2 separate regions of the Homo sapiens genome follow, and region 2 is linked to region 1. A link is a loop called in an ENCODE intact Hi-C map of the cell type or tissue named here. Cell type or tissue: PC-3. All regions are shown on one strand. Links, peaks and the distances in the headings refer to the core of each region. The heading gives the core; the rest is flanking DNA.

Region 1 (2,915 bases), core at 174-2,673:
GAGACTGACTTCCCTGAGGAGAGACTGCCTTCTAATGGCGTGACCATCTGCTCCACTTCCTTCGTGTTTGGTCAGTGAATCACGGCAAGTCACAGGCCACCTGAGCATTCTACTCACTTCTTTTGGATGCATCCAGGCCAAAGGCTCAGAGTGTGTTTGAGTTGAGATAGATCTGAGCATATTCAGTTAAATGAGGCCCTCAAAGAGTATGATGGGGAATTATGCCCCACTGCCTCCCAAACTTCAAATGTTGAAGCCCTAACCCTTAGAGCCTCAGACAGTAACTCTATTCGGAGATAGGGTCTGTAAAGAGGTAATTAAGAAAAGGAGCAAAAATGGAGCAAGTTTCCTTCTCCCTTGCGCTATTTCTAAGGTCATGTTATAAAAATCAAATGGAGAATACCTGTCAAACAGTTGATCAAGCAGTGAGGAGAAAGAGAAATAATATTAATTCAAAGGGCATGCTTCAACCCATAGTCAGAACAATCTATTAGTTAATCAAGCAAGATTTATTGATACTCACCAAGAGACTGAATATACAAATGGACAACGGCCAAGCCATAATTAAAAACAACTCCAACCTACAATCTACAGCAGCCAGCCCAGGACACCAACCCATTAGCAACAGCAATCGGCCCAGGAAGCCAGCCTGCTATCATCAGCCAGACCTCTAGAAGTCTAACCACTATCTCTATCAACAAGTTAGGAAGCCAAACAATAACCCCTGTAAGAATCAGCTCCAAATGGCCAGAACTTGACTGACAATGGACAGCCTCCCTGATTTTTGTCCCTGCTTCCAACTTAGGACAAACCAGAGAAAGGCAAATATGCACCCTAAGCAATCACATAGGCATCTGTGCTTCTAGTGAACCACCTCCAGCTTCCCACACCAACAGCCTCCAATCAGCACATACCTGGAGCCTCCCTTTTTTCTACTATGAAGTTTTCCCACTCCTCTGCCCGCATTTGAGTCTCTGCCAAAACACAAACGATAGTAGCTCTGAATAAACAGCCTGTGCTTATTCTTATTTGGTTGGTCTTCATTTATTTCCACACTTCCAAATGCAAGTAAATGTTATGCTAGGCCCTTGAATGGTCAGGGAAAATACAAGGAGATATACGACATGGTCCTTATGCCTAATAAACTTAAAATCTTTGGGACTGGAGATAAAATGCACAAAAAGCAAGAACCACCACCACAATGACTAAGCAAATAATAAAGCCAGTCAGGAATAGTAAGTCTCAAATGCAAGTTCCAGATACTGGACGTAGAAGTCTGGAGAAGAGAGATTACTTTTGGCTGGGGAGGTCAGATATGAACTGAACTTCAGCACACACAAAGGAATTATTCTAGTAATTATTGGGTTCCCCCTTGCTCACATGGTTACTCACACTTGAAAGTTTGCGGTAACAAGAAGGAGCCTTGGCAGGAAGTTTGTTTGTTCCATGACTGCTTTTACTGTCACATGAAGAGTGAGTGGTTGATTTACTGAGAAGTCCCCCTTGTTACCCTTCATAAGCCCCAAGTGAGTCAGGACCTTCCCTTGGTCATCAAACTGGAGACAGGACACCCTTGCCCAGTTAGCATTTTAGTTCAGCTTGCCTGGGTTCTCATTCCAAATTCCTGCCCCCAAATCCTTGGTCACCCCCAAGAGTAGATCTTTATCCACAACAGGCCACTGTTGAACCTAAGGTTTCCCAGAGGAAACCAGAAAAGACTTCCCTTATGTTGGGGTTTTAGGGTACCCAATAAATAGGACCCCTCTTTCCTGCCCAACTTCTGAGCCAATTAAGAGGAATAGGAATCAGGCAGATAGAGGGAAAATATCACCATTCTTTTAAGTTGACAAAGTCTTGGTTGGTGGCTATCATTTCAGGTCCTTGGGCTTGTTAATATTGTACCACTGATGGCAAACAGAAACTTTGCAACATGGAGATTTACCACTTAAAAGTTAAGGCTTGGAGGGGCAGAGGATGTTTACTTTCCTCAGGCTCTTCCCAGAGAGAAAGGAATAGGTGAGGCGTACATCTTCCATTGCTTCTCCCAGGCCGACTGAAGTTCCTCTTCCTCCAATGAAGTGAAGGAGAGAGAGGATGCAGGCGGCCAGGGGATTTACTCAATGGAAACATGTCCCCAATAGAAACAAGGACAGCAGGGAACAAATGTTCCCATCAGCTACCTACAACAGGTAAGGCTAAGTCTCTGTGGGGTTGAGGTCCCTTGCCCCCAGCGCACATACACACACACACACACACACACACACACACACACACACACAGCCACCAATGCCATGCTCATGCTTTGTATAGTTTTGGGATTTGTGACAACTTTTAAGTCTGAGGGGAATGAATGTACTCATGAAGAAAATCTCCACCGTTAAGGAAATGCCCTTGGTGTGGACTAGTGCTAGAGGCACAGACCTTGAGTAGGGAGTCCTGAATTCCTATCCCAGTGCTGAGTTAAGCAGCTCTATAGTTATTCAAGGTCTCTTGCCCTCCATGTGCTCTGTCCTCAGTTATGCACTGGAGATCAGAATACCTGTCCTGCCAAGTGTGTGAAAGACAAGATAAAACCAGAAAGGGCCTCTGAATAACCCAGCTCCACTTCACAGAAGCACTGGGGTGGTTCCATATTCAGAGAAAATAGTAATGTTTTTCTTGAAAAATAGAGTAGATGTGAAGCAACTTTCTGTCACTTCTCAGTACTTTTTTAGCACCAGAGAGTTTATCCAAGGTGGACCCCATCAAAGTGAAACAGAAGGGAGGGGTGGGGAGGTCCCCCTAACCCATAAGCTTAAGGGTTGGGTGTTACTGACTCCATTTGGAGAACACGCAGCCAGGGGCTTAATGACACATTTTGATTGATTACACTGGTAACTCTGAAACCTGGTACAGATTACCTTTTGCCCTCAGTG
Region 2 (2,915 bases), core at 302-2,801, 400 kb after region 1:
AGCCAAGAGTGAAAATAAACATGACTGAGCAATAAATTATGATCTCCTTCACTCTCCTTCTACCTCCCACATACTTGCGTTTTGCATGGGGAAAAATACAGTCCATATGGAGGCTTTGGCGTGATCAGGACCCACCTCCCGCCCTCTGCACACATGCACGCCCTCCCCCAGGTGACTCCAGGCCCGTGCATCCAGGGGCACTGCATAAACATTAGCTGATGCAGATGGAATGAGCAGATGTCTGCAGTCCCCCCACCCCAGGCTGTGAGGGACAGCCAGTGAGGGTGAAGAGGAGGCGTAGAGGGAAACAGATGCCCTGGTTTCCAGCCCATTTTCCTGGTCCTTAAGTGGCAGTGGTAATGGTGGGAAGAAGCGCTCATTCTGACATTTGATGAACCCCCGCCTCCTTGTGCCTTTTTCTATACCATAGCCCTCAGATCTAGGCAAAATATTGGAGCCAAAGCAGATTGGGGTTCTAATCCTATCCATCCACACGACTAACAAGAAAGCCAGGGCCCAGAGCCTTCAAAAGACTTGACCAACCTCATATACTAGCCTATTGCAGAACCAAAAACAGATTCTAAGTCTTCTCCCTTCTAGACCAGTTCTGCTTTTTCGCATTCTCCTGCTCCCATTGTATGACCCAAGATTAATTATCCAACTTCTCATTAAACAGTATGTGCCAGGCATTGTGGTGGGCATTGGAAACAGTAAGATTCTCCGATAGTGATAATAAAATATTTCTCTGAAGATGCAAAAAAAAAAAAAATTATTCTGAGAGATTGTTGCCAGTTAACATCAAACACCTACTACGTGCCAAGTTCAGTACTATGTGCCAGAAAAGAATAAAATGGATAAGACACTCTTCCTCCTCTCCTTGGGATTCTCCTGGTTTAGACTAGATTCTACTGAGATGGATAAACAGAGAGGAGACTCAGACCATGAATGAACATGGAATAAACACAGATAACAAATAGACATGATTAAATATTTAGATTATGTATTGGCCAGGGGTTAAGTGGATTAATGGAGTGATGAGTTGGGCAGAGTTATGGGATTTCCATGTTTAGACAGAGTGGATTAGGTCGTCTAGTGTATGGAAATGCAAATCGAAACTGCTATAATCAGCATTAACACCCTGTATTCATCTCTAGAGGTGCCTTTCTGTCAAAGGGCGGAAGGAGCAGGACAGACAATGTCTCACCATCTTTATGACATCCTAGTGAGTCAGAGAACCAACACTGTAATTCCCAGGCTCCTGGGGAGGAATCAGATCCAGGGCAGGGAGTGGGAAAGTCAAGAGCCTCTCAAATCTAGTCCTGGCTCCTGTTCACCTCCAGTCCAAATGCCTCCCTGGAACACTTAGGCAATCCAAACAGGCACCAACATGATGATTCATTGTACTACAGCCCTTTTGATCTTTTCCTCAAAGGAAGAGACATTGTGAGTTACCTTGTAATTATTTCTCAAGTCCTTGAAACATGTCTGGGATTCTGTATAGAGCATAAGTTTCTTAAGGGCAGGGACCCATTTTGAATGACCCTAGTCACTTTGCAGCATAACCAGGAAGCCCTGAAGATGCGGCAGCTGTTCTCTACTTTCTTGCTGAATGAGCAAATGCTCTAAAGAGAAGTAACAGAAGAAAAAGATGGTTGTGCCATTGACCAGATGCCGTTCTCGTTGCCCATTCATTTCCTGCCCGCCCTGCACACATCCTGCCCCTAGGAAGCCTGCTCCTGAAACAAGTCTCTACCCGGTCAGTGATTCATTGAGATGTCCCTGAAATCACTTGCTTGACTCCATGTCAACAGAAAGAAAAAGGGGCTATTCATGAATAAGAGTGAGAAGCACCTGAAGGTCTTGCTACTTTGTTTTTATGGAGAGGATTCCATAATCATATTTTCATGGGCATCCCACAGTGTTGCTTGCGAAAAATAAGAGCTTAGGCCTAAGCTCTTGGTTTTGGCTCCAAACGTGAGCTTACTCCCTCCATAACGTTCCTCCCAAACCTGACCCCCATTCACTAGCCAGATAAATGGGAAAGCAAAGTGCTGTGCATGTTTTTTTTTTTTTTTTTTTAATTATTAACCTTTTGTTTCTTCATAGCATCCTGTTGCTTGTGTGCTTTTTGGTTTGGTGGGGGGTTTCAGACAGGGTCTCACTCTGTTGCCCAGGCTGGAGTGCAGTGGTGCGATCTCCACTCACTGCAGCCTTGACCTCTAGGGCTCAAGCAATGCTCCCACCTCAGCCTCCCACATGCCACCATGCCCAGCTAATTTTTTTCTCTTTTTTTTTAGTTTTTTATAAAGACGGGGTCTCCCTATATTGCCCAGGCTGGTCTGAATTTCCTGGGCTCAAGTGATCCTCCTGCCTCGGCCTCCCAAAGTGCTGAGATTACAGGCGTGAGCCACCATGCTCAGCCCATGTTACTTCTTCATAGCATCATCGGACGTCTTGTCTGTCATCTAGGCCTCTATCATGGATGAATGCTAATTTACAAAGCAGTTCTAGGAGTGATAAAATCTGGGCATGGTGGAGTGCGGGGTAGACAGTGGAGAGCGCTGGGTGTGACTCCAGATCCTGATGCTGCATTAGACACATGACAATCTGCATATGTTAAATAGCCTAAATTATCCATTCTACGAGGTATTCACATCTCAGAGCATGACGTAACACTCTCCTAATGCGATGGATCCTCACCTGGGCTTCCTGATTCCTGGGAGGTGACAAAGGTAGTGGTCTGCAAGCTATATATATTTTTTAATTTCTCAAATTAGGAAACCAGGATTTTGTCTCTAATGCCTTCAACTGCCCCACACAACAAATTCTGGTTATTCCATATAATGAATCCCTAAGGGCCTCTTTAAATTTGACCCTCTTCCCATGGATCCTGTGTTTTAAACAGTCCTATCAAT

What was found. A loop is a pair of places that touch in the nucleus more often than their neighbours do. Peaks named below come from ENCODE experiments on the same cell type or tissue, not always from the same donor. Only the 100,000 strongest peaks of a DNase experiment are listed, where the experiment ranks them.
Region 2: it touches region 1 in a loop (7-fold over the local background); 2 of 110 quality-filtered maps call a loop at or near these places.

Annotation. Positions count from the first base shown.
Region 1 is chr6:14,733,539-14,736,453 of GRCh38, forward strand. No RefSeq gene overlaps it. Among named protein-coding and RNA genes, the nearest start is that of LINC01108, 450 kb to the left of the region's middle. RefSeq lists an enhancer at 1-510 and a silencer at 2,784-2,863. In PC-3, for the core only: no CTCF peak of the experiment used is centred there; DNase peaks (open chromatin) are centred at 933 and 1,443; H3K4me3 peaks cover 1,075 bases; H3K27ac peaks cover 2,500 bases.
Region 2 is chr6:15,131,777-15,134,691 of GRCh38, forward strand. No RefSeq gene overlaps it. Among named protein-coding and RNA genes, the nearest start is that of JARID2-DT, 110 kb to the right of the region's middle. RefSeq lists an enhancer at 647-1,846. In PC-3, for the core only: no CTCF peak of the experiment used is centred there; DNase peaks (open chromatin) are centred at 1,285 and 1,695; H3K4me3 peaks cover 1,349 bases; H3K27ac peaks cover 2,317 bases.